Regions from separate parts of the Mus musculus genome. Here region 2 is linked to region 1. The links are chromatin loops, found by intact Hi-C in ENCODE. Cell type or tissue: left cerebral cortex. All regions are shown on one strand. Each heading gives the region's core, and the rest is flanking DNA. Links, peaks and the distances in the headings are about the cores only.

Region 1 (4,727 bases), core at 176-4,175:
CAAGGTCCTAACCCAGTGAACTGACACACTTTTCACAGTGTCTGACTGATGAGAACAAAAGAACTCACAGAAGCCTCTAGGCTGGTTCCCAGGCCCTCCCGCTGCTCCCCTTCTGTGCCTCCATCCACTCTCCCTGGGATTCCCACTTCCCCTGTATCTCACCTACATGGCTACTCCTTACACGCCTGTCCCAGGCTCAAGCTCTCCGTGCCCTCCTCTCTCACTGCAATTCTCTCATTGCTTTTTCTAAGCAAACAGTTAAACTAAATATAATTATGATTTCATTAACTCCTGTTCTTTCTATTGACTGCATTCCCTGATTTCCCCTAAGGACCTTCGTGTAAATAAGTCCTAGCTTTATTAGCCAGAAATGCAGAAAAGGAAACAAACTCACTCCCCTAAATGGGATGGGTCTCTGAAGTGTATTTAAGTTATTGTTCTGAGATACGTAGTAGCAATTCTTCAGAGAAGTAAGCCTTATCCTTTCTCTGTAAAGAAGTAGGAAGATCTTTGCCATATTGTTACACCAGGTGTAAAATTTCAGGTTTAGGTCCCACCCATAAAGATTACCTAACTTTTCAATGGATTCTGAGTTACCTGTCTGCAAAAGAGAGATGGCTGTCGCTGACTTAAGTGCACCAAGGTCAAATTCTCTCTTAGTTTGTAACTGCTTGGTCTTTTAAGAAAAAAAAATGTAGGAGAAACAGACTGACAGTGGAGCAGAGTGACAACTTTTTGCCATTTCCAAAATTAACAGCTGGGAACAGGGACGAGCATGAGTCGATTCTCATAATTACCCATCTCCCTCTCCTACCTCATTCACAAGCATCACCCACTGAAGGTGCCACTCATCCTCTGGACCTCGGTGTCCCCGCCCACTTGTCCCCGCCCACTTGCTCCTCACACGCCCACTAGCATGGGTCCAGCTGAACCAGCAAGAACGCTTCACGATCCTCATCGTGAAGCCCCATCAGCACGGAACACATCTTGCGCTGGGAGATGGCTCAGTCAGTGAAGAATTTGATGAGCACGCTTTAGGAAGTGACATACAGTCAGTAAAGCCTGGTGAATTGGGGACACAGGACGAGCATCCTTTTTCAGAAGTTGCAGAACGTAGCGGACACAGAAGGATGATTGCTGTGTGTCTAGCTGTGCTGTCCATGAGGGGTCTCGATGAACTAAGCTCCCAGGTCACCTTACTCGAACGGTCCTGACCACCATTTCCATCTCCTCAATCATACATTTCAAAGGAGAGCCCAGTATCTGCAACGCCTGGACAGAACTCACTGCACTCGGCACAGAACTCATGGTCAGAATGAAGCCAGGAAGCCAAGGCTCCTCTGTGGTGCCTCCCACACAGAAACATAACGGCCACACCAAATCTCTACAGCAACTGTGCCTGGCCGACGCTCCAGGAGCCTCCAGCAACCCACCTCTCTGCTTGCCCTGCACCATACAACCTTCATGTCTGTGCTTCTCACTGGACCATGGGATTTTCAGGCCAATGGTTAAGTCTGACTCATTTTTTTAACCACAGCCATGTGAACCTTCTAGACAGCTTCTCATCCAAGGGGTACAAGGGACAGGCGCAAAGCAATAATGGTCGCTACAACAGGAAGTCGGGGTGGAGCCGAGGCTCAGCCCCTCCTCTTTATTCTAAATTCAGAAAAGGCCTGTCTGTAGTGCCTTTAGCATGTGAGTGTGATGACCATGAACTGCCAAGTATATCATACTGTAAGAAGAGCACAGGACACACACCTGCCACACCTCCAAGTGGCAGGAAGATAAAAATGGATGATTCAGAGCCTAGGAGTCACCCTGGGTGCTATGTTCAGAGATATAGATGGTGTGCCTCTTGTGTAGTAACAAGTGGCTAGTTCTTTGTGAGGGAGAAAAAAAAAAGCCTGTAAAAAAGGAAGCCAGAAGTAACAGAAACTTAAGAGTTAGTGGAAGGACAAAGTCAGGAACTGAGAAGAAGGCAAATCCCTTATAACCCTTAATATTTTGTGGTGCCCTCAAGGAGAAGATGGGGAGAGAGTCAGAGGAAGGTCAGGAGACATACAGACCCTCCACTGCCAATGCTTAGAAGGACAGCATGGTTAAGCTCCATGGTATTTACAAATAGCAGGCGCTGGCAAGAGGGACTAGCAATACCTGTTGCTGGCAGAGGGGTAAAAGAAGAAACTTCCAGCTAACAACCATCTGGCCAGGGCACCTTCCCAGGTGGAAGAGTGGGCCCTGAGATGAAGATTTCAAAATAGATTTATTTCCAGACTGGACACCGTTCAGAAACTAAATTTAGCCAGCTTGAATTCTTTTTTAAAAATGCTATCCCATTAAGCCTTTTCACAGAGGAAGTCTACATTTCATTACAAAACAGAACACAGCGTTCTGGGATCAGCTGGAGGCCCAGGAGGGGCAGCTGCAAGGTACACACAGTTGGCAGACATACAGTGGAGCTGAGGAGAAGGCAGGCTCCAGGCAAATGAACCAAGGGACTCTAGCTGTAGTCACCTTGAAAATCACACATAAAAGCACTTGTGGTCATTATTTTAAAAGATAACCCATTTGGTAAATTAGACAAAGTAACTCTTTAATTTGCCTCTTTGTTGCCGTGCCTTTGTGACTCAGCCATTTCTCAAATGCTCTCCAGCTCCTTCCTTACTAATTGGTTTAAATTTTTTGATCCTTTACTTATATATAAAGCCTGTTCTCCTTCTCAGGGTAAAGGTGCTCCTTCAACGATCACATGCACTATGGCTTATCTGGGCCAACAAAAAAAACCCTACATATTCTCTCATCTTCCTTGAGCCTTTATCTTGTTTGGAGACAAGGAGACCAGGTGTCCTTTGACACTTTGTGAAGTTCTTGCCTATATCCTCTTATTGGCCTCTGTCATCCCCATGACTGCAGAGACTATAGCAAAATTGGCATTGGCTTCTGGGCACTGCTGGCCTAAGACACAGTTGACTAATAGTTTTAAAGTTCTTAGAAGTGGTCATGTTACTGGAGTACCAAAGTTGTACCCAAGGAGTTCTTATCAAATTCCTGGAATCCATAAACCTGACCTTATTTGGGGCAGAAAAGTCTTTGAAGGTCTGCTCATCAAGGACTTTCTGGTGAGAGGTTAATCCCAGGTCTCTGGAAGAGGGCCCTAAGTAAACCAGAAGTATTCCGTGGCACAGAGATTTAGGTATATACAAAACCATCTGAATACAGAGACTTTGGGAGACTGGTGTGGCCACAAGTCATGGACCACCTAAAGCCACTTGAAGCTCAAAAAGACTGGAAAGATCACATTTTTAGCAGCCAGAGCTACAAGACTACATACATGTTTATGTCATTGCAAGCCACCAACTTAATGGCAATTTATTATGGCAGCCTCAATAAACTAAATACACCTTTAGCGAATTTACTAGAGGAAAAATAGAGTTTCAGAAAATAAAAGAATTACAAAGTAAAAGCTAATTTGGGGTAATGGAACTTATGTGAAGAAGAAAGTATAAAGAAAAGAAGAAATGGGGGCTATATTATATACTAGAATATTAAACATGGACTAAAAAGAAAACTGTAGATATTTTAGATCAAGTTCTTAGCAAAATAAATAAATAAACATAGTTATCAATTTTGATTTAAAAATCAAGAAGATAATTGCAAAGAAGTATACCAAGAAAGAGATTATACTTATTTGTAGGCCACAGAATCAATGCTGACTGTTAACACATTAATTTATGCCTCGATATAATTGCAAAGCATTTAACACATATTAAAGACCTAGAAAAAAAGAAAATGCATGGATAGAGCCCAAAGATTCTCCTATCCATCCTACATGAGGGAGAGAACAAATACTTCTGAGGAGACAGGACTCTGAAAAGACAGACTGCATGACAGTTAACGGGGGCGGGGGGGGGCGGGGGGGGGAATCTGGCCGCTAAGGAAATGCATCACCAATTGCACAATGAAACAGTGACCTCTGGGTTTCCCCTATTCTTGTTCCCTTGAAACATACAAATGCATTTCAAAGAGGATCCTACGTATGTTACAGAAGAAGGATGTAAAGGAATGGAGCACTAGGGGGCAGAGCCAAGAGAGCTGCACACGGCAGGCAATTCATTCCTTGGAAGGCTATTGGCGAGGCTATTAACAAATCCATACCACTAGGCATCTGGATTTAACCTAGTGCACACACAGGAATTTTCTTCTACACTACAATATTTTAAGATGATATAAGCCAGGGATCTTGGGGCTAACGAGATGGCTCAATCAGTTAGATGCTTACCATGCACATAAGAGGACCTGAGTTTGGAGCCTCAGCACCTGTGTAAATAGTTGAGAGTAGTAATGGACCTATAAACATGGCACCAGAAGGGCAGGGACAGGCAGATCTCTAAAATTTGCTGGCCTAATCTAAGTAGGGAGGCGGGGTTAGGTTCTGTTCTTTCTCAACAGAATAGATGGAGGGAGACCAACATTAACCTCTGGCCACCACACACACATATGCACGTATAAACACATGAATCTGCATGCACACACAAGCAAGAACATGCATATAACATACACACACACACACACACACCACACGACAGGTATTTCTTCCCTTTTTGATTTATACTACAGTGTTCTATAAAGGAGAAGAAAGGTTTCTCCCTTCCTTCCTCTCCCACCCTCCCTCCCTCCCTTCTCCTCCCCTCCCTCCCTCCTTTCCCTTCCCCTCTCCCCCTCTCCTG
Region 2 (4,727 bases), core at 376-4,375, 220 kb before region 1:
ACATGAGCTGGTAGGTCTAGAAGATTAGAAACCCCCGGTTCCATGCTGAAGAGAAAAGCAGGTGCCAGGAGAAGATTTCTCATCCAGTCTGTACTTTCCCTACCCCTCCAATCCACCAGCCTGTGCCTCAAGGAAATAGGAAGCACGGGAGGGCTGTCCAGGTCCTCTGTCCCATCCCCTTGCCTCCTGGTACCATCTCATCCAGGAAGAGTACAGACAAGGTAAGCAGCAGAAGCCAGGGCAGAACTGAGCCATGTCTCAACACACAGGGAGGTGTAAGGCCAAGGATAGCAAGGACAGAGCAGGAGAGGCAAGATGGGAAACACACACACACACACACACACGTGTTTTAATGAAGACACACACATACACACACATGCAGAAGTCCACCTGGATGCCGGAGTAGGACACCAGCAGCCACCACCCTGCCCTTCTTCAGAGCAGAGCCTTGAGAAGCACAGATAAGGTGATAATGCAGTTGGAGACGGAGCTTCTGAGGAAGCTGAGAGTCAGGACACCACCAGGGTAGCGGAGGGGGCTTCAGACTGACAGCTACCAGACAAACGCACGTGGGGGAAGAACCACGCGCAGATCACGGGAGGCAATCGTGCTGAATTCAGAGGGAAAATTGGACGGTGGTGTCAGCAAAATCAGAGGCTGAAGGAAGGATAACTGGTGCGTCTAAAGAGGAAGATGTCACACGCGATATCAAAACACAAGCAAAGTATCCCAAAGACAGGACACTCCAAGGACAGGACAGGAGGGAGTGGCTCGGCCACGGAGAAAGAAGGAAGCCCACAGCTGGGAACGACGTGCTGTCTTTTAACTAAACTGAAGAGAATGGCCAATATCAAAAGATGTCCTGACTGTGCATTGCAGCTCCGAGTACATTTTCTCTAAAAAGCCACGTAGACCTAAAGTAAGAGGGTGCGATTAGCCTGTGCTGTGTCTGCAGAACCACATTGACTTTATAAGTGCTAAGGACTTGCTAAGGAATTCAACCTGAGCTTGCAGCAGACAGCGCACCACTCTAGTCCTACAGAGGGCCACAGATGGACTTTTAGGGAGAAGGAGGCTGACTGGACTGGGAAGGAGATACCAGACGGTGGCTGGGTGACTACTCAGAGTGCTTAATGCTCATGTATGAAATGGCCAAGGAAGAAAATTTGTCAATAAAAAAATGGGTTTGAGGGGTTAGTCTAACAGAAACTAAATAGCGATTTAAAAAAAATCAGCCCCTCAAAAATCAGGTTACCTGCCATTGCTAAAGAATCCTTGACCAAAAAGCTCACACACATGTTTCAGTGCATGTACACAAACATACATATGTGTGTTTGAGTAAATCTGTGAGTGTACATATATGCATATATGTACATACATGATGTACATATGTGTGTGTGTATGTATATGTACACACATATTTGTGGTGGGAGAAGAAGCAGGAGGAGATCAGATAGTCTTTTTTTTTTTTCTTTTTCAGTTTTCCTTTCTCCCTAGATCATATAAGAAAGCCTATCTCTGGAATGGGAAAACATCCCCATGGAAACACAACAACGATTTTCTTTCCACAACAGCCTCTTCGCTGGAATAAAATAAAATTAAATGCATTTTATTTTTCATGAACTAAACGCCACATCCATCAACACTACATCTTAGCAAAGGATGTCTCCCCTCATACTGTGTCTGTCGCCCAATGGCGGCTGTTCCCTGGCAGTAGGAGATTCGAGTCTCCTTGTACCTGTCTATGTCCGCTCAATGTCTTCCTACGTAAATTGCTTTTCATCTCTGAAATTATCTAAAAGATCAAGTACAATGCTATATGCCTTGTGGCTTCATTTCAACATTCCAAGCACAAGCTTGTAAAGTGACAAGGACTCGGTTTTCAGTCTGAAAAGCTGATACCCAAAGCAAATGTCTTGGGATGAGTCAGCAGAATTTGGATGAGTCAGCAGAATTCAGATGGCGAGTGTCTGTGCCCCAGTGACTGTTTTCGATAAACTTGGATATGATGACTAATACAGCCCATCACACATGCGCTCCACTGAAGAACACAGAAGTTACTAACTCACACCGTGAATTCTCGTCTGCATGAAGCATCATTGCCTTGGGATAGATTCCTGTTATACTGCAGAAGTGGTGTGAAATAGGCTGAGTCATGGAAGGTGACAGCGATCTGTGTCTGCCTATCCTGGGATGTTTTATCAAAACAAACCAGCAAGAGCATCATGCTCAGATAGAGACTGCCAAGTACACATCCCAGACTTAGGATTCTCTTCACATTGTCATGGTCGATACTAATGACCACAACTGCAGAAGTGAAATGAAAAGTATATGAAGCCCCGCCCCAGGCAGAGTCTCATCGGTTGGATAGTTTAAAGCTAAGTTTACCTTCAAGAGATGATGGAAGCAGCTAACTATTCTTGTAATCCACTTTTGAATCTTCCTGGGTTGTTATCGGGAAACTCACTCAGAACAGACTCTTACAGAGAAGACTGTCTACTGACATGTCACCTCTGCATCTTTGTGCACACCCACATTTCTGGATACTCTGTCCTAGCAGCATTGCTCCGCCACCAAGCTGACAACTCAGATAGCAGCCTTGCACACCGATGCGGAAGGACATGCGACAGAAGCTGTTCCGTACATCAGAGTGCTTCTCCTCTTTCTGTGGGTGATGCCTGCACTGCCTGAAGCAATCTGAACTCCAAAGCAACATCAATGATCCCTCAAAGCACCCCAGAGTGGTCTGTGGGGAATACCATACATCTGCCATCTTCTATTCAAAGGAAAAAGAGTTAAGATACTGGCACTAAAGACGACGTCCCATCCAGATGTCTCTGCTTCCTGCAGACTCTGTCTCCATGGAAATGAGAAGAGTAGGGTAACCCATGGGCCTGAAGAGCTCAGATCTCAGTTAAATGCCTGTTGATGACCCACCTACCTCAACCTACCTTGGAACAGCAGAGTCTAAGGGCAGGGGTTACTGAGAGCCCAGTGGGACCTTTGGCATAGGGGAGAAATTAAACATCTGTGATGACCACATCTTGACTACATCCAGAATGAACTACAATCCAGAAATGGAAGGCACATCTGTGATGTAGATCTTGAGGCTGGAAGACAGGCTTCTGACTCAGATCTTAACATGGAGATCTTGAGGCATAGTAACCATGAAAATCTTACACGCAGGCAAGGTAGTACAAGCCTTTAATCCCAAGAGACTGAGGCAAGCAGATCTCTGAGTTCAAGGTCAGCCTGGGACAAAGCAAATTTCAGATCCAGGCACATCTGGGCCACACCTTGTGCTGGAGGCCTGTATGAGGGTATTGGAAGAAGAAAGGGCTCACCCTTCTTTGCCTGCTTGCACTTACTTGCCAGCACATCTATCAGCACCTACCTCTTCAGGATTCCAGCTTATACAGAAGGCCAGGTGAAACACCCAGCTTCGTGGACTAAGCAACTACTAGGTTTGAGGACTTCCAATTCACAGCTGCCCATTGTTGGGTTAGTTGGACTACAGACTTGTAAGTCATCACAATAAGTCACAATAAATTCCCGTACTATATAGAGACATTCTGTATATAGAGACATTCTGTATATAGAGACAGTCTGTATATAGAGACATTCTGTAAGTTTTGTGACTCTAGTGAACCTTGATTAATACAAAGTCCCACCTTTGCCATAGGTGTTCTCTGTGTTCTACACTGAAGCCCATTTGATATTCACTCAACAGTGCGGGACACACTCCATCTCACTGCTCTGAGAAATGATCAGCTCAAATGAGTCTCTCACAGTACCTTTGAAGCAGAGAGAATTTGATTTATGACAATTAGTTGGTCTCAGCCTTGTAGCGTTCTCCTATGTGGAACAGTGAGCATTAGTAAGCAGCCCGCAGCTAGATCCTGCCAATTCCTATGCTAATCTATCTAAGTGCTGATACCCACCTCAAGACTTAAATAGAAGTGTGTGTAAGGTTGTAGCTATGTATATACATGCCAGAAATACTGAAAATTATCTGTGGTAACTGAGAGGAAAAGCATTCATTAAACTAGAATGAAAATTGGCATCTAATTATTTAAAAAAATGTGTATTGTTAATTGTATTGTTAGGAAATTCTCCCAATAAATAAGATATTTAATTTCAAGTTTCTATAAATTTTAACTAAGATTCAATAAGAACTGCTTCTATCAGATATGACTGAATTTTAACTTCTCAAAGTTTTTAAAAATGCACAAGGATGAGAGGACTATATGCTACGTATCAGCTTCTTGCTCCTATTTAAACTGTTCTACGGAGTAAATCTGAGTGGTTCCAATTACTCAGGTAAAATTACATCTACAACAATAAGAATACATGGCTTCAATTTTACGCATTCTTGTTCATGTATTAATCCACTTACAGTCAGGTTCATGGGCTTGGGGATTCCTGCACTGAGCAGAATAGCCCTAGGGCCTATTTCAGGACTCTGAGAGGTAAGTCCTACGCATCTATTTCAGGGACTACCCACGTGGCATGGCTGTGTGAACCTGCTTCGCTGTTGCTGTCTGATGTAGTTTACACACTCTATTTCCTAAGTCATTAAGGCAAAATGCACTCAAATATGGGATGAACTGGTGTCTACAGATTAAAATAGAATGGCTTCTTAGTTTGCCGGTATATATAACTCGAATCACACTTTGGGGACTTGTTTCTCCACCATGAAGTGACTGGCCTGAGCTAAAAGTATCCTG

Evidence for each region. Peaks named below come from ENCODE experiments on the same cell type or tissue, not always from the same donor. Only the 100,000 strongest peaks of a DNase experiment are listed, where the experiment ranks them.
Region 2: a loop joins it to region 1, with 3 times the contacts of the local background. A loop is called at or near these places in 1 of 42 quality-filtered maps.

What each region holds. Positions count from the first base shown.
Region 1 is chr8:14,107,172-14,111,898 of GRCm38, reverse strand. The region is part of intron 1 of Dlgap2 (DLG associated protein 2); the gene reads right to left. Among named protein-coding and RNA genes, the nearest start is that of Dlgap2, 14 kb to the right of the region's middle. In left cerebral cortex, for the core only: a CTCF peak has its summit at 4,087 (motif pointing right); DNase peaks (open chromatin) are centred at 903, 1,319, 2,266 and 2,386; H3K27ac peaks cover 333 bases.
Region 2 is chr8:14,328,766-14,333,492 of GRCm38, reverse strand. All of the region lies in intron 3 of Dlgap2 (DLG associated protein 2), which reads right to left. Among named protein-coding and RNA genes, the nearest start is that of Gm26184, 58 kb to the right of the region's middle. In left cerebral cortex, for the core only: no CTCF peak of the experiment used is centred there; a DNase peak (open chromatin) is centred at 2,026.